7 separate regions of the Homo sapiens genome follow, and all the other regions are linked to region 6. Evidence: chromatin contacts called from ENCODE Hi-C or POLR2A ChIA-PET data. All regions are on one chromosome and are shown on one strand. The core of a region is the stretch at or near the end of the contact, and the rest is flanking DNA. Distances in the headings are between cores, read along the strand shown.

The links. A loop is a pair of places that touch in the nucleus more often than their neighbours do. ChIA-PET counts read pairs that join two places held with the same protein, here RNA polymerase II (POLR2A). Pooled maps may share reads with other maps.
Region 1: a map with no recorded cell type shows a loop between it and region 6 (31-fold over the local background). The contact joins the promoter of ZSCAN22 here to the promoter of CTU1 in region 6. A Hi-C loop is called at or near these places in 1 of 37 single-sample maps with no recorded cell type and 2 of 50 pooled maps. POLR2A ChIA-PET finds 5 or more read pairs at or near these places in 1 of 52 experiments (WTC11).
Region 2: a loop to region 6 is called in a pooled map, with 16 times the contacts of the local background. The contact joins the promoter of XRCC1 here to the promoter of CTU1 in region 6. A Hi-C loop is called at or near these places in 3 of 50 pooled maps.
Region 3: a pooled map shows a loop between it and region 6 (32-fold over the local background). The contact joins the promoter of CCDC61 here to the promoter of CTU1 in region 6. A Hi-C loop is called at or near these places in 7 of 50 pooled maps.
Region 4: a pooled map shows a loop between it and region 6 (21-fold over the local background). The contact joins the promoter of CLPTM1 here to the promoter of CTU1 in region 6. A Hi-C loop is called at or near these places in 5 of 50 pooled maps.
Region 5: a pooled map shows a loop between it and region 6 (22-fold over the local background). The contact joins the promoter of ZNF576 here to the promoter of CTU1 in region 6. A Hi-C loop is called at or near these places in 6 of 50 pooled maps.
Region 7: a loop to region 6 is called in a pooled map, with 31 times the contacts of the local background. The contact joins the promoter of FBXO46 here to the promoter of CTU1 in region 6. A Hi-C loop is called at or near these places in 3 of 50 pooled maps.

The regions. Positions count from the first base shown.
Region 1 is chr19:58,325,659-58,328,666 of GRCh38, forward strand. ZSCAN22 (zinc finger and SCAN domain containing 22) reads left to right here and starts at 1,336. Exons shown (of 3, transcript NM_181846.3): 1 at 1,336-1,456. LOC105372480 (a long non-coding RNA gene) reads right to left here and starts at 1,590. Exons shown (of 3, transcript NR_144444.1): 1 at 1,165-1,590. RefSeq lists enhancers at 1,221-1,963, 1,307-1,636.
Region 2 is chr19:43,574,204-43,577,169 of GRCh38, forward strand. It overlaps XRCC1 (X-ray repair cross complementing 1), which reads right to left and starts at 1,324. Exons shown (of 17, transcript NM_006297.3): 1 at 1,205-1,324; 2 at 707-799. The coding sequence starts at 1,255. It overlaps PINLYP (phospholipase A2 inhibitor and LY6/PLAUR domain containing), which reads left to right and starts at 1,598. Exons shown (of 6, transcript NM_001193621.3): 1 at 1,598-2,716; 2 at 2,912-2,966. RefSeq lists a silencer at 1,278-1,437 and enhancers at 1,538-1,697, 1,698-2,224, 2,225-2,750.
Region 3 is chr19:45,994,187-45,997,300 of GRCh38, forward strand. CCDC61 (coiled-coil domain containing 61) reads left to right here and starts at 1,281. Exons shown (of 14, transcript NM_001267723.2): 1 at 1,281-1,318. RefSeq lists enhancers at 639-828, 1,219-1,398.
Region 4 is chr19:44,953,990-44,956,689 of GRCh38, forward strand. CLPTM1 (CLPTM1 regulator of GABA type A receptor forward trafficking) reads left to right here and starts at 1,391. Exons shown (of 14, transcript NM_001294.4): 1 at 1,391-1,478. The coding sequence starts at 1,407. RefSeq lists a silencer at 1,314-1,643.
Region 5 is chr19:43,595,090-43,597,915 of GRCh38, forward strand. It overlaps ZNF576 (zinc finger protein 576), which reads left to right and starts at 1,506. Exons shown (of 3, transcript NM_001145347.2): 1 at 1,506-1,654; 2 at 2,005-2,104. The coding sequence starts at 2,020. IRGQ (immunity related GTPase Q) reads right to left here and starts at 1,045. Exons shown (of 3, transcript NM_001007561.3): 1 at 893-1,045; 2 at 1-251. The coding sequence starts at 249. RefSeq lists enhancers at 1-465, 651-720, 1,121-1,540.
Region 6 is chr19:51,106,950-51,109,940 of GRCh38, forward strand. CTU1 (cytosolic thiouridylase subunit 1) reads right to left here and starts at 1,460. Exons shown (of 3, transcript NM_145232.4): 1 at 1,398-1,460. RefSeq lists an enhancer at 1,426-1,755.
Region 7 is chr19:45,729,569-45,732,598 of GRCh38, forward strand. It overlaps FBXO46 (F-box protein 46), which reads right to left and starts at 1,328. Exons shown (of 2, transcript NM_001080469.2): 1 at 1,281-1,328. RefSeq lists a silencer at 183-477 and enhancers at 1,326-1,435, 1,526-1,655.

The DNA.
Region 1 (3,008 bases), core at 86-2,585, 7.2 Mb after region 6:
ACTACCATTCACAGTCACCGTAACAACATCACACACAGTCTAGGGCCTTTATACTGTGTCAGGTCCACCCCATTACCTCTAAGTATCTGTCTCAGACACAATTACACCTGGTGCAGGCAAACACAGCTGCATGATTATCACATATGATGATTAAATCACAGGTCACACACACGCAGAGTAAGCACACAGAACAACCCACAAACCTGGTCACAGAGTGACTCATGCAGACAGACGCCCAGCTCAAATTCAGTAAAAAATGATACACATTTATAAAAATGATTACATGTGTTCACAGAGAGCCACACATAGCTACACTCAATACACACCCTGACATAGGCAACCACACCGCTCACCTCTCACAAAGGCACCTTCAGTACTTACACAGACACTCACACCCACAAGCCCTCAGACAGGCACCCTCTCCCCTCACTCCTAACATGGGCACCCTCACCTCTCACCCAGGTACCCTTGTTACTGGTGGAGGGTGTCCAGGTTCTTGGCATCTTGAACAAATAATTGGACAAAATGCACAAAGAAAAGAATGAAGCAACAAAAGCAGAGATGTATTGAAAATGAAAGTACACTCCACTGTATGGGAGCAGGCCGGAGCATAGGGGCTCAAGAGCCCGGTTACAGAATTTTCTGGGGTTTAAATACCCTCTAGAGGTTTCCATTGGTTACTTGGTATATGCCCTATGTAAATGAAGAGGACGAAGTAAAGTTACAAAGTGATTTACTCCATGTACGCCCTGCATAAATGGAGAGGATATTTCCTACCATAGCTGCAGTTTCCATTTGATTTACTTCTAGGAAGTCCTTAGGTTCCCTGCCTCCAGACCCGATTTTCTTGCCTCACCCTTACCCCTCACCCCTCACACAAACACCCTCAGCCCTCCCAAAGCCACCCTCAGCCTCACACAGCCGCCCTCACCCTCAGCCTCACACAGGCACCCTCAGCTCTCACACAGGCACCCTCAGCCCTCACACAGCCGCCCTCACCCTCAGCCTCACACAGGCACCCTCAGCCTCACACAGGCACCCTCAGCTCTCACACAGGCACCCTCAGCCCTCAGCCCTCACACAGCCGCCCTCACCCTCACCCTCACACAGGCACCCTCAGCCTCACACAGGCACTCTCACCCTCAGCCTTCACATTTCCCTCACCTCCAAGTCCCGCCTTTCGCGCATCGCCTGCTGCTCTCCCACTCAGCGCCACCTCAGTCCCACAAAGGCCGGGCTGGGATCCTGTGGCCTCCGTGCTGACCAACGTCAACTACAATTCCCAGCAGGCACCGCGCCTGGGTACACTTGAGCTTCCGGAGGACGCCGGGAATTGTAGTCCTGGCGGGCGTGGGCCCTTGAGGTGTGCTGGGAGCTGTGGTCCGGGTCGGCGGGCGCGCAAGTTGGCTAGTCTCTGCGGCCACCTCCGGAAGGGTCCGCCGGCTGTGCTGGTGAGGTGGGTTTCGGGGGTGTTCTCCGTCCTGATCCAGGCTGGAGAGGGGCACAGCAGGTCCAGAAGCCGCGAACCTCTGGGGCGGCCAGAGCGAGATGCGGGGTACCGCCCAGCGGGTAGAGAGTGAGAGGCTGACTAGGGGACGTGAGTAGACGGACTGCGAGTGCCGGACACACGCGCAGAGGATGTGACGGACTGACGGACCAGGCGTGGACGGACCGTGTGTGCACGGACTGACGGACCCGGTGTGGACAGACTCACGGACCGAATGTGGTGCGGAATGACACACTGAGTGCCGGACGGACCGACGGAGAATGTGTCGGACTGACGGAGTGTGTGTCGGATGGACTGATTGACCGGGTGTGGGGCGGACGAAGTGTGGAGCGGGCGGACAGATAACAGATAAAATGTAGGACCAGTGGCCTGGGAGGGTGTGGGGCGGACCCGTTTATGTGTCTGATAGGCGGTTCTGTGTCTGACACCTCTTGGGTGTGTGTATCTGACGGGTTGGAGTGTGTGATTCTGATAGGTTGAGTGTAACACTAACCATGGAGTGTGTGACTGACAGAGATGGTTGCCGTTTGAGACTTCCTACGTGGGTTGTGAGATACTGTGAGAGGGTGAGCGTGTGACGGTGGGATTTCAAGTGTGACTGATTTTCTTTGTGTGTCCTTGAGATGGTGACTAAGATTATGAATGACTGTGATCAGAATAATACTGTGTGATGGAAATGCTGCGAGGGCCTGTGTTTATTTTTGAGACGGAGTCTTGCTCTGTTGCCCAGGCTGGAGTGCAGTGGCGCAATCTCGGCTCACTGCAACCTCCATCTCCCGGGTTCAAGCGATTATCCTGCGTCAGCCTCCCGAGTAGCTGGGATTACAGGCACCGGCCACCACACTTGGCTAATTTTTGTATTTTTGGTAGAGACGGGCTTTCACCATGTTGGTTAGGCTGGCCCGGAACTCCTGACCTCAGGTGATCCACCTGCCTAGGCCTCCCAAAGTGCTGGGATTATAGGCATGAGCCACCATGCCTGGCCAGGCCTGTGTTTATTTGACTGATTATAGGTGACATTGAGATATTTCCTGTGTCTGGGTATTTTGAAGGCTGTGGCTGACAGACTGTACCTGAGATAATATGTGTTAATATCTGATTGACTGAGATTTTTATCAGGGAGACTAAAACTTGGGTGATCCACAAACAGTTTACCAAGCATATGAGAGAGGATTTGTGCTTTGCCATGTCTGCAGCTGAAACTGAGTGACTAGTGGTCATTCAGCTGGGCTTATGGATATGTCCCCCAGTGTTTGCTTACGTGTAGCAGGGGGCTATGGTATCCATACATCTACTGCATGTTTACTGTGCACCAGGCCTGTGCTGGACACTTATAATAAATCACCTCACATAATCTCATAGCAACCCTCTGAGGTAGGTACCATTATCAGGCTTGGTATAATCCATGTGTGAGAAATGAAAAGAACCACCCTCCTTGGTTGGTAAAGCAGCTGTGGATGGGGAACCTCAACCTGATAGGAGTTGAGGTTGGCTGAGGAGG
Region 2 (2,966 bases), core at 74-2,573, 7.5 Mb before region 6:
TAGCTGGGATTGCAGGTGCACACCACCATACTCAGCTAATCTATAAAATTTTGGTAGAGATGACATCTTACTGTATTGCCCAGGCTGGTCTCAAACTCCTGGGCTCATGCAATACTCCAGCTTCGGCCTCCCAAAGTGATGGGATTACAGGTGTGAACCACCATACCTGGCTATTATTCTTTAAAAAAAATTATTTATTTTAATAAAAATAGAGACAGGGTCTTGATATGTTGCCCAGGCTGGTCTGGAACTCCTGAGCTCAAGCAATCCTCCCATCTCAGGCTCTGAAAGTGCTGGGTTTACAGGCATGAGCCACGGCATCCGGCCAGTTTCCCCTTCTTTAAAGTGGAGTTGATTGGCTTAGACGACCTTCCTGGACACCTTCCAGCCCTGAGCCCACTGGCTGCAGGAGGCAGAGTACGTGGCAATGATTCATTTTGTTCCAGCTGAGGAAACTGGAACCCAGAAAGTAGATGCCACCTGCCCAGGACCACACACTGATTCCTGTGGTCATCCTGGACTTAATCCTTGGGTCTCCTTTCCTCTCTGCTGAGGGGCACAGGGATTATGCTGCCCATTTTCCGAGTAAGGAAGCTGAGGCCCAGCAAAGAAAGTGACTAAACCCACTGCCAGTTGGCTCAGGAGCAGAATCTGGAACCCCGGACTCCAGACTCCTAGTGAGGAGGAGGTGGGGTGGCAGGATCACCTGTAGGACCACAGAGATGGTCTTCTCGCCTGCCTTGGCTGCCCGCCATTTTCGGTAAGTGTCTGCCTTGAGAAGATTTTCTGCACAGTGAGTCTGGAAACAACAGTGGGAGAGGAGAATTAGGGCACAGAGATGACAGCTAGGCCTCCAGCTCTCAGATGATTCCTTTGAGTCCTCCCAAGGCCTCTACGACCCCCAGATTTAAGCTCTCCCGTTAATCCCCCGACACTCTGCCTGGAGTTTCCCCTACAACACTTTCCCGTGGAAGTTCACCTATGGGCTCTCCAAGAAAGCTTCCCTATTCCTCCTTTTCTCTCCGGAAGTTCCCTAGACGCCGGAACGTCCCTAATTCAACATCTCTCCACAATTCACTTTTAGCCTCCTGGAAATCCCCCCATGACTCTCCTTAGACTTCCAAGAGAACCCCAAAAGCTCTTTTAAGAGCTATCCTCATTAATTCCCTCACGTCTTCCAACCTCCCCCATGCAGGTCCCTCACCGAGTCCTGGCTGCTGCAGGACACGACATGGCGGAGGCGGATCTCCGGCATGTCAACGTCGTGGGCTTCGCCTGGCCAGAAGGATGAGGTAGAGTATGGGGTCCGAGGGGCAGGGAGAGTGGGAGGGGGCGGGGTGCGCCCTGCGCTGGCTAAAGTGCGCAAGCGCGCGAGGCTCGGGCCTTTCAAACCCCGGCGCGCCGGCGCCGGCGTCGACACTGCGCAAGCCCAGTCGCGCCTCTCCAGAGCGGGAAGAGCGCTGCGTTCCTTAGCAACGAGCGTTTCCTCCAGCCCCGCCTCCCTCCGCCACACACAACCCCGCTCTAGCCTCGCCTCCCAATGACGTCCGAACCCTGCTTTCTGGGAGCCTAGCAACAGAAGCGACCTCCGGGATTGGTGTCTGGAAGAAATTCGCCTTTCTCATTGCACGATGGAGTTACCGCCCACACTGAAGCCGAGAAAGCAAATCTTTTTGCTGTATTATTATTTATTTTATTTTTTAAAAATTTTTTGTTGAGACAGGGTCTTGCTCTCTCACCCAGGATGGAGTGCAGTGGCACGATCTCGGCTTTCTGCAACCCCTGTCTCCTGGGGCCAAGGGATCCTCCCACTTCAGCCTCCTAAGTAGCTGGGATTACACGCACGCGCCACCACATTCGGCTAATTTTTGTATTTTTTGTGGAGACATGGGGTGAGAGGGCGGCGGGTCTTGCCATGTTGCCCAGACTGGTCTCGAACTCCTCAGCTCAAGCGATCCACCTGCCTCGGCCTCTCAAAGTGCTGGAACTACAGGCGTGAGCGACTGCGCTGGGCTAGGACAGCAAATCTGAGTGAATTTTCGTAGTTTCGTAGGGAACCTGGATTCTACGCAACAGGATCTCTTCAAATGGCTCAGGCGGCTGCACTCTTCTCTCTGTCCCCTTGCCACACACACACACACGCACATATACATACATACGCGCGCGCGCACGCGCGAAAAAAATTAGCAGATCTCTTTCAGCCTTATGCCTGAGGCCAAAAGAGAAGGGTTCTGCGTCCTAAATATAACACAAAGCATGTGCCCAACCCCCACCACACACACACACACACACCCCTATCCTGGAGTTCTTCCACAAAAGCCTCAGTTTCCCAATATGTGGACTGTGGGCATCTGTCTTTTACTACGCCCGCCTATGACTGCCGACAGACATCCCTCTGTTCATTCGGTGCCTTGGAGACCCAAGGGTGCAGCCCTGGGTGGGGTCGCAGCTGGAGACAGCCCAAACACACAAGGAGTGTGAGCCGAGCACATGAAGAGAGGGGAAGGGAGACAAGGCACCCCGCACCCGCAGGACCAGCCTGGACATGCTGGGTGCTCCAAGGTGGGGCCCTACCCACACTGGGTGCTTCCTTGGGAGGAGAGGGGAAGAGAGAGAAGGAGAGGGAATCCCAGTTCTTGCAGCCACTGGGAATCAAGAGGCCCAACTCCGTCTTGGTCTTCAAGCAAACAAACAAACAACAATGGGCCGTGGGAAGGTGAGAAAACAGGGTGGTGACTTTCTGGGTTCTAATAGAAGAGGGGGATGGAAGCCCAGACTCCTGGGGTCTCCATGGAGGTGGGGGGCTGGGCACAAGATGCCCAGGTCACTTTTGGATTCTGGTTCTGCCTTCCCAACCCGGAGGCCACAGAGGACTGCCCTGGGTTCTGACCTCAGCTATTTCTCCCCGTAGGGTGAATGTGGGTCCAGACCCACCCCTCCTCAGCTTCCTATAAAAGCTGGGGACC
Region 3 (3,114 bases), core at 31-2,530, 5.1 Mb before region 6:
TCTTGGCTCACTGCAACCTCCGCCTCCCGAGTTCAAGTGATTCTCCTGCCTCAGCCTCCTGAGTAGCTGGGATTACAGGCGTCCGCTACTGCGCCCAGCTAATTTTTTATATTTTTAGTAGAGACAGGGTTTCACCAGGTGGTTCAGGCTGGTCTCGAACTCCTGACCTCGTGATTCCCAAAGTGCTGGGATTACAGGTGTGAGCCACCGCGCCTGGCCAGAAGTTTTTCTAGATTTCCAAAAGACTTCAATAACATCACCAATACTGATTTGTGAAGCTGAAACTTGTTCTAAATTATAATGAATTTTTAAAAAGTTCCATCAACCACGCTAGAGGAAAGATAACTTACTTTTCTCTTTGTAGACAAGGATATTGTGAAACATGCAGCTGAAAAAGTAGGAAACATCACAGAGGTGTGTCAGGCAGAAAATTAATAAAAACATTACGTTATCCTTTGGGATTTTGCAATGTTTGTGGTATTTGGCTCTTTTAAATATGTAATTTGTTATTATTTCATATTCTAAGTAAACTTTCATGTCAGTTTTTTTTTTTCTTTAAACTTTATTTTCCTTTCTTAAAGAGGTCCCTCCTCCCCCATCCCCGCGCTCAATTCCTTTAGCTGGATCCTTCCAGTTCATGACTGATCGGTTTAAAATATGGGTCGTTCAAAAGCCGTGTGAACCCGGGCTAGTGGCTATACCTCTCTGAGACTGTTTTCTTAGTGGTAAAATGGAAATCATAATAACTTTGCAGGGCTGTTATAAAGTTTAAATAAGCCAAGTCCTGCAAAATGCTTAGTGCAGGTTTGGAATGCACCAAGCGATGACAAATCTCAACCTGTCTTTATGCTGAGACCACTCCCCAGTTTCCGGAGCCGCGGCCACTATCTCCCCATGCGCATGCACACCCGGCTCTCCCTTCCAGGCCCTCCCCACCACGTGGGCGCGGCCTACCCTCCCGCAGGGGGTAATAGGTGGAGTCAAGGGGCTACTTCCGGGATTCTTTCCCTTCCACTCTGGGGAACAACCTTTTTGTATGACTGGCAGCATTATTAGCCAGTAGTGATTAGAGAAGAGCCCGACGTTAGGTGCCTCCCCCAACCCATTTGGGACAGCCTCTTCTTAGTTAGCCAATTGGAAGTTTTGGAGGGCGGGTTCTCCTCTGGGGGAGGGACAGAGTGATGGGCGTCTCTTTTGGCTAATGGAAACTTGGCTGCTGGTAAGCTGTGACCAATCAGAAGCGAGAACGCCGGATCCTGGGGCGGGGCTGGAGCTTCGTCAGTTGAACCGCTCGCGAGGAGGGTTGCTAGTGGAGAAGGTGAGAGGCCGCGGGAGTGGCGGTTGCGCGGGCCGTGGTGGAGGTCTTAGGTGGAGGGGAAGGGGCTTCTCTCGGGGGAGAGTGGGCTGCGGTGGGCAGCTGACCTGGCCTTGTAGGAATCGGGAGGGAGGGTGCCCTTTAACAAGGGTAGGCGCTTGATTGAGGGGTTGTGAGGCTGAGCGCAGCATGTGAGTTGGGGGTGATCTGTATATCGCAGGAGGGTCTTCAATGGGGAAAGTTGTAAAGCAGGAGACAGCAGATGGTAAAATATAGAGACGTCCTTGGAATGCAGCGTGGCGATTTAGTAGGAGGTTTTAAGGCAGAGGGTTATTACAGCGCACTATGCTTTACAAGCTTTGATTTGGGTGAAAGTCGTGGGAAGAAGCAATATTGAGGAAGGGAGGGAAGGAGACCTCCAGGGATGAGCATGTACTTTAAAGAGATGTGAAGCCCTATTATGCCTGTGGCGTTTGCTATGTGCTGTGCACCTGCCAAGTGTTTTAGGTGAATTAACTCTTAAACTTACTCTACTGATGGTTAAGAATGTGGGCTCTGGCGTCGGGTTGAATCCCGAATTTGAATCCTGGCTCTGCCACTGATCATTACTGTGGCTTTGGGCCAGTTGTTTAACCCTTCTGTGCCTCAGCTTCATCATCAGTAGAATGACATCATCTCTGTCTATACCATTGGCTAGCTTCACCCTCTTTATCTAATGAGAACTCCCACGTGTGTATTTCCAGCCTGGATCTCTGCCCTGAACTCCAGACTCATATCATGGCCGACTCTTCTCTCTTTGGAAGTTCATCTGACATTCAGACATAAACTTGTCCCAAACCAATCTTGCGATTTCTTCCTTTCAACCTCCAAACCCAGTTGATGGGACATTCATCCTGCCAGGTACTAAGATCAAGAAGCTTGGAGTGTTCTTTTTTTTTTTTTTTTGAGACAGAGTTTCGCTCTTGTAGCCCAGGCTGGAGTGCAATGGCGCGATCTTGGCTCACTGAAACCTCCACTTCCCAGATTCAAGGGAATTACAGGCGCCCGCCACCACACCCAGCTAATTGTTTGTATTTTTAGTAGAGAAGGGGTTTCACTATGTTGGCCAGGTTGGTCTTGAACTCGTGACCTCAGGTGATCCACCCGCCTCAGCCTCCCAAAGTGTTGGGATTACAGGCGTGAGCCACCGTGCCTGGCTAGCTTGGAGTCTTCTTCACTTCTCCCTTTTGTCTTACTTATATATGGTCTAGCAGATCGCATTAGCTCTGTCTTCAAAACACATCCAGAATCCAACCATGCCTCACCAGCTCCTTTGCTACCACTCTGGCCTCAGTTTGTCTCCTGCTCTTACCTGGTTTGTTGCAGTGGCCTTCCAGGTGGGCTCTCTGCCTCTCACTGTTAGGGGGATACTAGTAGAACAGAAGTCAGGTCAGGTTGTTTCTCCTTTCAAACCCTCTCCTGGCTCCCACATTACACTGCAAAAGTCTTCACCATATCCACGAGGCCCCAACCTATTGGGTTCCTCCTCCTCCCTCCCCTCAACTCCCATCACTTCTCTCATTCCCCTGGCTCACTCTGCTGCAGCCACCCTGGCCTCCCCGCTGTCATTTGAACATAGCGAACACATTGCCATCTCAGGGCCTTTGTACTCGCTGTCCCTGAACGCACTGCCACCTCAGGGCCTTTGTACTCGCTGTCCTGTCCTTCTGGATCAGGTCTTTTCAGGTGTCTGTGTGGCTTCTTCCACACCTCTTTCAGGTCTCCGCTCAGACGTCAGCTTCACAACCAGGCATTTGCTA
Region 4 (2,700 bases), core at 141-2,640, 6.2 Mb before region 6:
ATCTAACTACGTCTTCCCAATAACACAGCGGGGCAAAACGGGAAGACGAAGAACGAGTACGATTATATCCCTGGTTTATAAAAGGGGAGAAACTGAGGCTCAAACATAGATGTCACTTGTCACCAGCCTGGCCAACACGGTGAAACTCCGTCTCTACTTACAAAAAAAAAAAAAAAATGGGAGGCTGACGCAGGAGAATTGCTTGAATCCGGGAGGCAGAGGTTGCAGTGAGCCGAGATCGCGCCACTGCACTCCAGCCTGGGTGACAGAGCGAGACTCCGTCTCAAAAAAAAAAAAAAAATTAGCCAGGAGTGGTGGCGTGCTCCTGTAATCCCAGCTACTCGGGAGGCCGAGGATGCAGTGAGCCGAGGTTGCAGTGAGCCGAGATCGCGCCATTGCACTCCAGCCTGGGGGAGAGTGAGGCTCCGTCTAAAAAAGAAAAAAAAAGAGAGAGAGAGACGTCACTTGTCCAGGATATCTTATCCAGTCAGTAGCACCACAAGGGTTAGAACCCTGGCCAGACATCCACCCAATTTCACGGGTGAACAGTTAACAGCCTCTGAGAGTCTTGTCCTCTCTGGGCCTCCGTAACACCCTCTCCAAACTAAGGGTCTCTCAGCAGATGGCCGGGTTTAGAGCTGTACGAAGACACACAGCTAATGAAAAATTGTGGAATTCTCAGAGCCCGTGAAGCCTAGCCCACGGATGCGAGGTTTGGACCACTGAGGGAACGCGCATGCGTGCTAGGCAGGGCAGTCCGAAGGCTTGGGGGTGTATCATAGGGTCTCATCGGAGGTTTGTTGGCCGTAAGACCCCTGGAATTGGAACTCTAAAAACACAGAAAGGATATGAGCTCAGGAGACTTGAACGAAAGAGTTGTCTTAGGAAGAGGGGTCAGAAGACAAGGGTGCTGGGCAAAAGGCTAGTTCTTCGAATCAGAATACGGTGGCCAGAAAGGTTCCTCTGACGAAAGAGGGGCGTGGTTCGAAGCCGTACAGTGGCCGGTAAAGCTCAAGAAACATGGAACGAAAAGGACGCGAAGAATCGGCAGGGAGAAGCGGACAGGATGTCCCGAAAGGCTCATATAACCGAAAAGGCGGGTTAATGTGAAGGGACGGAAGGGACAGAACTTGCGGGAGGCACATGCTGGCCGAGAAAGTCCTGGAGTTCGGAGCATACAGTGTTTTTATTAGGTGGAAACAAACGGGCTGGGAGAAAGACGAGTACGGTGGCCAGGTTGGTCCTTCCATAGCCGGAAGTGGCCTTCCTGAGAGGCGTGGCTGCGGCACTCTTGCCGGATAGGGTGGCCCGGCGGGGCTAGGAAAGCGTGAAATCTCGCGCGATTGCGCTGCGAAGTCGGGGACGGGGCGGGGCTGGCGGCGGGGGCGGGGACCCGGAGCGGGAAGATGGCGGCGGCGCAGGAGGCGGACGGGGCCCGCAGCGCCGTGGTGGCGGCCGGGGGAGGCAGCTCCGGTCAGGTACGGAGGCCGAGAGGGGACTGAGGGGGTTCTTCCCCAGCCGGGGGGCCTCCCACGGGGCGTGTCCTACCTCTTGTCACGGAATCCCGTGCACTGGGGGCTCCTTGGCCAGAGGGACCTTGAATACCCGGCCCAGGCAGGGCCGGACCGCCCGGGAGGCCGGACGGTGCCGGGAACAGGGCCCTGTTGCGGGTCGGTTCCCCTGCACGCTCGAGCCGGGCGGCCACCAGGCTCATTGCTCGATCCGGGGAGACAGTGGCTCGGAGGGGCGCAGGCTTGTACCTTGGCGCGCTGGGTTCTCAACTCCGCGATTCCATGCTCTGAGGCCGTTCCTAGAGTGGTCTGGCGTTCAGGTCTCGTTGTAGTGTTTGAGGTGTGCGCAGTGATTAATTGGGAGTTTTCTAGCTGTGGGGAAGTCAGTATTAGCAGGGCACGGCCGACAGACCCATTTTACAGACGGGAATTCAAGGAACAGTGAGACTAAGGCGCTTCTAGAAGGTCATCCTGGTTAGGTTTGTAACTTTATGTAGAAGTTACAAGACACTGCTGACACAGGGACTGGTATGGTTGTGGTTTTAATGTAAAATAGTTCTATGGGTTAATTAGTCCTGGTGCGGATGACTTCTGCCCCACTGCTGTCTTAACACACTGCAGAGCATACCATTTCAGGCAGCTACCGTTCAGGCATTTGGGGAATAGATGGAGAGACATGAAGGTGCTGTCGACCCACCCACTGGGATGTCACTGACATGTGGGAGGCAGCTCAGGGGAAAGGAGTGCGGGTTGAGAGGGGAGAATGAAGCTGACTCTCTGTGTGACCTTGGGCAAGTTCCTTTCCCTCTTTAGGCCTTTATCTCTCCCGTGTTAAATGCAGAGGTTGGACAGGAGGGCCAGCCATATCCCTGCTGTCAGGGGACGAAGAGAGGAGACTGACATGTAAACAGTTGTAATCCTGAATGATTAGGTTGGTGACAAAAGTCTGTGTCAGGGACTGGGGGAGCCCAGAGAAAGAGCAAGTGGTATCACTTGGGTAGGACACATGGATGAAATTTGTGTGATAGAGCCCACTGTATCTGCTCTGAATCTTTTCAGCATTCTCAGCCAGGGCCTGGCTTCAGGGACAGCTTAGGAAATGTTTGTTGAGTTAGTGCTGGAATGAAGGCTCAGTTCCTGTCTTCAAGGGTTTCCCAGTCTTGCTGAAAGGAGGTCGTTTCCCCTCTGG
Region 5 (2,826 bases), core at 256-2,755, 7.5 Mb before region 6:
GGGCAGCACCAGTACCAGCACGTTGGCTTCCGCCGCCCAGGGCCCCGGCGCTGCGGGTGGGCAGCTCAGCTCGCCCAGAAAAAGGCCTGGGCCCGCAGCTCTTAGGCTGGGAACCCCGGAGTCCGGCCGTCCCTCGGGGGCCTCGAGCGTCTCCACATCCTTGTCGCACAGCGCTGCGATCAGCGCGGACTTCCCCAAGCCCGGAGGCCCCAGGAACAAGGCGGTCACGTCACCCTGCGGCGGAGGCATGGCTGGAAAGCAACGGGTAGAGAAGACCTGGGTCAGGGAGCACCTAGCCTTTTCCTTTCCTAGCCGCCCCACTCGGAACCCAGGCCTCAGTCCTTCACCCTGTCCCCTTCGGTTCTTGAGTGTCACTCTCCAGGACCTAAAAAATCCAGAGCCCAGACCCTATTCCCCCAGAATCCCAGGCGTCCTGTCTGTCCGCCCTCCCTCTAGATGGAAACGTTTCCCTTTCTGCTTCAAAAACTCTGAAATCAGGCGCGGTGGCTCATGCCTGTAATCCCAGTGCTTTGGGAGGCCGAGGCCGGAGGATCGCTTGAGGCCAGGAATTCGAGACCAGCCTGGCCAACATGTGGGGGGACTCTCTGGTAGAGTCTCCGTCTCGATAAAAAATAAAATTTAGCCGGGCATGGTGGTGTGCGCCTGTAGCCCCAGCTACTCGGAAGGCTGCGGCGGGAGGATCGCTTGAGCCCAGGACTTGGAGGCTGCAGTGGGCCGTGATCACACCACCGCACTCCAGCCCAGGCGACAGAGCAAGACCCTCTCTGAAAAATAAATAAAAATAAAACCTCAGAAATCTGGCTTCCAGTCCCTCCTCCCTCGGACACATTGTTATTTTCATCTTTCCCCTTCCCCCTTCCAAATCACCAACCGAGCAAAAAGCCGACCCACGGGAGAGAGCGCAGTCGGTGGCAGTAGGTCAGCAGCTGAGAAGCCCGGCCCCTGGGCCGCGGCGGACGGAGGCCGAAGAGGCCAGGGAGCGGTGATTTAGAGATGCCGGGACCCGTCCCGGTAGCTTTAACCTGACGTCACTCCCTCTCCCAAGGGGGTGTGTCTTGGAAGGCCGACAGCAGAGACCCAGCCCTTCGCCGCGCCTGCGCAGAACGGCCGAAGTGTGCACGCCCCTCTTTGGCGGCCTCAGGGCCTAGAACAATGAATGAGTCAACGCGCCTGCGCGCCACGAGAGCCTACCCACGCATGCGCAAAAGGCTTAGCTAGCTAAGCCGCGGGAGGCTGAACGTCATCAAACGCGCCATAGGGCAGAGAAGGACCCCTCCCGTTATTTTGAGGACCGGGCTGGTGCGACTATACTACTGCCGGATGGCAAATCCGGGATCTCGGCTCCGAGAGGCTCATCTGGCAAAAGGGCGCGGAAACCACGGGGGCCCTGAGACTGAGTGGTCCCTATCCCACTTCTCTCTGGGGCGGCGCTGTAGCCAGCGGCTGACAGGCGCAGCGAAAGGCAGCCCTCTGCTGTAAGGAGGAAAACTGAGGCCTGGGAGCAGGAACCTGTAGGCAGCGCTTGAGGGTAGCGGGATAGCAGCTGCAAGCGCGCGTGGGAGGCGGGGGCTCTGGGCGGAACAAAAATCACAGGATGTCAGAGGATGTTTCCCGGGAAGAACTGGGATAAAGGGTGGGTATCACTACCTGCCCCAAGACACTTGAGATTGGGATGACGCTGGTGTCAAAGATCAAGGCTTCCACGCTGAGTTCAGGGAGTTAGTTTGATGCAGCAGGTCATAGGTCACACCAGTGAGAAGACTCTAGGGGAGTCCCAAACCCAGGAAATCCAGTCCTTTGGGAGGTTTGAAGCTTCTTTTAGCAAGAACTCCATCAATTAGAGTTCAAGGAGATAGTATGTCGTAGGGGTCAAAGGCAGGCAAGGAGAGCCTCTGGCGATGTCAAAGGTCATAGACTTAGGGTGCCCTCTAAGACTGGTAACAGATGAACAGCTTCACTTATGCACGCTCCTCTCCTGACTAGAAGGGTCCCAGCACCATGGAGGACCCGAACCCTGAAGAGAACATGAAGCAGCAGGATTCACCCAAGGAGAGAAGTCCCCAGAGCCCAGGAGGCAACATCTGTGAGTACACATGGCTGGCGGGCTAGAGGAGGGTGGGGTGCAGGAGCTGATGCTAAGATCTCTGTGGCACTTCGGTGTCCAAGGCGCCACAGAGTTTTGCCTGTTGAGAAGGGGCTGTAATGGTCCCTGAGCTGCTCTAGCAGGAAGTGCATCTCCTCACACCAGCTTATGTGGCCAGAGTACTCACCCTCCTCTGGCCACATAAGCAGGATTGCAATGCTTATGCATTCAGAGGGATAGGGTGGCTTCCAGGAGAGGCTTGGGTTGGAGATGTGGCTGGGAATGGTTCTATTGGGAGAGAAACCCCAAGATTCTGGTCCCAACTCTGCCCTAGACTTTCAGTGTAACTTGGGCCTTGGTTTCCTTGACTGTCAAAAGAGGGTGGTACTTCCCACCTCACAGGGTGGGTATGGGATTAACTGCAGCAAAGGGGAAAGCTAGGGGTTAATGATGGTAGCCAGTTTGACATGTAATAGCAACACCTCCTGCTCAGTGTTTTATTATGAGCTAGGTGTATTTATTCTCATATTATGAACCATTTTAACATTCATTATCTCATTGAGTCCTTCTAATAATAGGCCCTTTAAACTGGGAACTGAGGCAGAGAGAGGTATTTGTAACAAGAGCTGTAGTCTCAATGCCCTTGAGCCAGAGACTACCAGGAACACACCTGCAGTTGAACACGTTGGGTTTCTCACTGCAATGAACACAGACCATGGGGG
Region 6 (2,991 bases), core at 210-2,709:
GCAGAAACCTGTTCTTGCCCATCTGTTCCCTCTCTTCTGAGAGCAGCCACCACCTTTCATCCAGCCCATCTGCAGGACAGGACGTAACGTCACCCTGGACTCATCTCTCCTCACCCCCTAAATCTACAGTCACCCAGTCCTGGGGGGTCCACGTCCTGAGGAAGGGAGACGCTCGCAGGGGACAAGGCTGCACAAGTTAGCAGAGCCTCATAGGCCATGATGTGGAATTTTAGGTTTATTCAGGAGGAGATGGGAGCCTTGGGAGGTTTTTGAACAGTAAAGTGGTATGATCTGGCATGTTTTAAAAGGATTCCTAGACTGGTCAACATAGCGAGACCCCATCTCTAAAAAAATAAATAAATAAATTAGCTGCACCTGGTGGCACAGGCCTGTAGTACCAGCTACTCAGGAAGCCAAGGCAGGAGGATCACTTGAGCCCAGGAGGTCAAGGCTGCAGTGAGCCATGATCGCACCAGTGCACTCCAGCGTGGGTGATAGAGTGAGACCTTGTCTCAAATAAAAAAAGTGGGATTCGTTTGGCTGCTGTGTGGGGAGGACTGTTGGTTGTCAGGGACAAGGACAGAAGGCTGGAGGTCAGCACACTAGACAGGAGTGCTGGCAGTAGAGGTGGGAAGAAGTGAAATTTTGGATCTATTTTGAAGGTGGAGCCCACAGGACTTGTATAAGACTGATTGGAGTGGGGACTGGGGCAACGACGAGAGAAAGTGATGAAGGGTAACTTTGAGGTTCTGGCCTGAGCATTGGAGGGACGGTGGGGCCATTTTGTGAGGTGAGAAGACCAGGAATTCCATTTGGCCACGTCAGGTTTGACATGCATGTTAAGCGTCTTCCCTCAAAGACTTTATGGACCCTCGTCACTGAGTCGAGCGCCTCCACCAGGGCCCTCAGAGCTGCCCTGATCCTGACTAGCTGTCACTGGTGACAGGTCTGTCTCTCTGCTTCAAGGCAGGGACAGGGTTGGTCTGGTGCCCTCGCTCCCGCCGCCCTGCGCAGAGTCGGTGCTCAGTAAGTATCTGTAGGATGAGGGAATAATAAGTGCTCCCAGAAGAGAGGCCGCGGACCCCAGGGATGCCTCTGGATTGCAGCCTTGTCAAAAGGACAGATAATGTGTGGCATGGGGGCGGGGACAGGCAGATAGTAACATAGGGGCGGGGGCAAGCAGATGGTCTTATCCTGTCTTGGGGAAGGGAGTGGCCCGGTAAGAGACAGGCCGGACCGCAGCGTTCAAAGTGGGAATCCTGGCTACAAGGCCTCAGGGACACGGGCGCTGGGAAATCACAGAGGCCTTACGCTCGAAGAGACCCTCAACCCTCCCACGGCACCGCAACAAAGAGCCGGAGTCCACATGCCGACCCACCGCAGGAGGAAATACTCACCCGGGCAGAACTCAGTGCTGGGATGCCCACACTGCCCACCACGCGGAAGCCTGGCCCGGAAGTGACTCCGAGACTACCACTCCCATAAGGTCTTGGGGCTTTCTTGCCTAGAACTCCCAGAAGCCCATGCGACACTTCCGCTGGATGCGCCTACGGCTCCGGGGTCCCGCTTGGCCTACAACTCCCAGAAACACTTGCATTGCTCTTTCTGCCGCTCCCAAAATACACTGCTCCCCCTCCCCCCGCGTTTACTTTCTGCGCCTGCGCGCGGCCGCAGGGAGCGGCGGAGCTGCGTGTACTGTTGTCATGGCAGCGCGCTGTCACCCGGCAGGTTGCTGGATGGGCGAAGTAGTTGTATTCTGATTAACTGATTTTGTGGGATTATTATAGGATTTTAAGGGGATTACAGGGCCTATGATTTCTGCCCTTTGAGGCGGGGTTGCGGGTGGGAATTGAAGGTGGAACTGCAGGGGTTGGTCGCTAGTGTAAAAGGCGCAGATAGCGCATGCGTAGAGCAGACTTCGAGGATTGGAGTGGAACTCCGCGCGCACGCGGGGGCTGTCGTGATGCGCGTGCTGGAGACCCAGACTCTAAACAGAAGGATCCAAAGACCCTTCTCACCTAACCCAGGAGCCCAGAGGCTCAGAGACTCAGACCCTTGAGACTAAGGGGGTTAAAAACGCAGACCCCTGGCACCAAAGCACCTGAGAGAACCAGTAGACCTGGAGACAACCGTCTGCACCCTAGACACAGGGATCTGGAGGCCTCCACCCTCCCCACAAGGCCCAAGGGTCTTGAAGACCCCGGTGACTCAAATACCGGGGCACAAGGAGTTTAAGGACTCAGATATCTGAGACCCTTGAGATCCAGGTCCCCAAACCTAGGTCCTCGAAAAAACTGAGGCTCAAAATTCCTCTAGACGGCGCGGTGGCTTACACCTGTAATCCCAGCACTTTGGGAGGCCGAGGCGGGTGGATCACGAGGTCAAAAGATGGAGACCATCCTGGCCAACATGGTGAAACCTCATCTCTACTAAAAATACAAAAATTAGCTGGGCGTAGTGGTGCGCGCCTGTAGTCCCAGCTACTCGGGAGGCTGAGGCAGGAGAATGGCTTGAACCCAGAAGGCAGAGGTTGCAGTGAGCCGAGATCGCGCCACTGCACTCCAGCCTGGCCACAGAGTGAGACTCTGTCTCAAAAAAAAAAAAAAAATCCTCTAGATTAAGGGACCACCAGAGCCTTAGACTGAGATGTGGAGATGTGCAGAGAGCCCCAGGATGTGTAGGTCTACGGCCGGTGATGACGTGAGAAGGAACCCCATGCACCCTGTAGCCCATTTTTTTCCCCCATAACAGGAAACCATGATGCCTTCCTTTCATATTAAATGAGCTCCGTGAGGTCACTCTTAAGCCTTATCATGGGCCAGTTCTGTTCATCTGTGTGCGTTGGTTCATTTGTTGAATTTATTTCCTGAGGTCTCCTTGTGCCAGGCTGCCCCTGGGCTAGGTTTAGGTGACACAAATGAATCAGACTTGGTTACTGTCCTCTGAGCATCCCCCACCCCTTACACCACCACCCTGTCCTCCTGGTGGGGG
Region 7 (3,030 bases), core at 78-2,577, 5.4 Mb before region 6:
CTGAAAGCACAGATTCTGAGCCAGGCTGCCAAGATCGGAATCCTGAGTCTAGCAATTAATGCTGGATAGCCTTGGGAAAGTTGCTTAATTTCTCTGTACTTCTGCTTCCTTTCTGTAAAATGGAGAAAATAACAGCACCTACCCCTCAGGGGTGTTATCAGAATTAAATGAGTTAATGTGTACAAACAGCTAAGGACAGGGCCAGGCATTTTGTAAAACAATAAGCGTTAGCTGTAATCCACAGTGGGGAGCCCCTACATGCTTCTGAGCTGGGGTGTGTGCCCAGATCAGTGCCAGCTTTTGAGAAAACGCCTCTGGGACTGGACTGGAAAGGAGGAAATCCATTAGCACCTGTAACCCAGTCACATTCCGGGGGCGGAGAACTTCCCACCAACAGCTCTGAGACTGAAACTTCACAGCCCAGCTCTCCCACTAATAGTAACGATTTTAATGACTCCCTTTAACCCTGTTCTCAGAGGCATGCTTGCTGTTCCCATACTACAGATAAGGGCACTGAGGCTCACAGATTTGTCCATGGCACAAAGGGGTGGAAGAATAGGGGATATGAATGCTGTACTTCTCATAGGGATAAACCATTACACTCTTCTAAATTCCACCGGGGAAGTGAGGGTGCGAAAGCCTGTCTCGATGGCCCTTTCTGGCCGTATTATCCTACAGTTCTGTGCCTGTCCAGCTTACCGGGAGTCTCTGGCGGGACTAGGGAAATTATCACTACATCCAGGCCCCTAATTTCACGCTCCTTACCCCACCCTCAGTCCTGGAGCCTAAACCCACACTCTATCCTACCACTGATTTCTCCCTCCTACCTCCTCAACTTGCCTTCCTGCCCCCAATCCGATCCAGAGGCCCCAACCCATTGCGTCCACCGTTCGCCTGTCCCTTGGAGCTTCCAGACCCCCTCACTCATCCTAACCCTGATCCTCATACCCTCGCCGCAGGTTAAGCCCCCATCGAAATCGACCCCTTCAGGGCCTCTACCTGGATGTCCAGCCCAGTCTCCAACTCGGGGCCCACTTCCCCAGCTCTGAGCCCCTTTACAATCAATTCCAAAGCTCCACTCCCACCCCACCTCCAAGACCCCTCCCCAAGCCACCATTCTTCTACTACTACCTCCGGCTCCCATTCCTCCCAGTCCTCTCCCCCAGGCAATCTCCCCTCACCCAGCCCCTTCTTTCGCCCCTGCCTCTTCCCCCTCGTCACCCGGTCCCGAACCCCCGTCCCGACTCTCCAGCGCCCCCGGCCCGCGCCTGGGCTCTCACCATCGCCGCGCGCTGCATCTCCCTCGGCTACGCGGGTTTCCCCCACTCGCTCCTCTCCAGCCTCCCCTTCCGGGTTCTCGTCCCGAAGCCCGCTGGGAATTGAAGTCCGGGCAGCCACGGACTACATCCCCCAGAAGGCAGCACGGTCAAGCTTGGAGGTGGGGTAGGAAGCAAATTAGGCGGGCGGAGGAAAAGAACGACTCGAACTCCCGGGAGACAAAGCCGGGGAGGACTTGGCAGCGCAAGCGCAGGGTGCTTCCCCGCTGGGCGCGCTGGGAGATGGAGTCTAGCCAGGAGGGCTCCATTTTTGCCCGAGGCCCTTGGGAAGGGAATTGAGAATATTGCAATAGGGTGTTGGTGAGGGGTGGAGAGTTGGGGAAGAGCAAATTTATTGATTCATTTGTGCCGATCAACACAATAGCTAACAGCTCCTTGTGCTTTTCCAAACTCCTTCCCATCCATCCCCTTCTTTTTTTTTTTTTTTTTGAGACGGAGTCTTGCTCTGTCACCCAGGCTGGAGTGCAGTGGCGCAATTTCGGCTCACTGCAACCTCCGCCTCCTGGGTTCAAGCGATTCTCCTGCCTGAGCCTCCTGAGTAGCTGGGATTACAGGAGCCCGCCACCACGCCCGGCTAGTTTTTGTATTTTTAGTAAAAACGGAGTTTCACCATGTTGGTCAGGCTGGTCTTGAACTCCTGACCTCATGATCCACCCGCCTCGGCCTCCCAAAGTGCTGGGATTACAGGCGTGAGCCACCGCGCCCGGCCCGTCCCCTCCTTTCTTACCTCCTGATTTACAAATGAGAAAATTAAGCCTTAGGAGGAAGGAAAGTCCCATACATTAGGAGTTAGTCCACATCATAGAATAGCAGCTCCACATCGCTCGAGCCCAGGAGTTCGAGGCAGTGAGCTAGTGTTACACCACCGCCCTCCATGCAGTTCAGCCTGGGCGACAGAATGAGACCCTGCTGCCTCTTAAAATAAAAGAAGGCCGGGCGCGGTGGCTCACGCCTGTAGTCACAGCACTTTGGGAGGCCGAGGCGGGCTGATCACAAGGTCAGGAGATCAAGACCATCCTGGCTAACACACTGAAACCCCATCTCTACTAAAAATACAAAAAATTAGCCGGGCTGGGTGGCGGGTGCCTGTAGTCCCAGCTACTCGGGAGGCTAAGGCAAGAGAATGGCGTGAACCCAGGAGGCGGAGCTTGCAGTGAGCCGAGATCGCGCCACTGCACTCCAGCCTGGGGGACAGAGCGAGATTCCGTCTCAAAAAAAAAAAAAAGAAGAAGAAGAAGAAGAAGCTCCAGGAGGGCAGAGATCTTTGTGTACCTTGTTCAAGCACCTAGAACAGCGTAAACATGTGTTCAGTAAATATTTATTGCATCGGAACTATATGCCAGACACCCTACAGACAACCCTGGTAGGAATTACAATCCCAAATTTATAAGGCAGAAAGAGATTAAGCCTCTTGTCGCTGGCAACACAGCCAAGAAAACGATTTGAACTGAAATGTATTGGATTTCAGGGTTTCTACTCTTGACTAGGTCGTTAGATCATCTCCCCTTAAGACGTATTTTCCAGGCTGGGTGCGGTGGCTCATGCTTATAATCTCAGCCGGGAGACTGGCTTTAGTCCAGGAGTTTAAGACCAAACTAGGCAGCAAAGTGAGACCCTCGTCTCTACCAAAAAAAAAAAAAAAAAAAGCCCAAATCTTTTATTCTTTTTCTTTCTTTTTTTTCCTTTTTTTTTT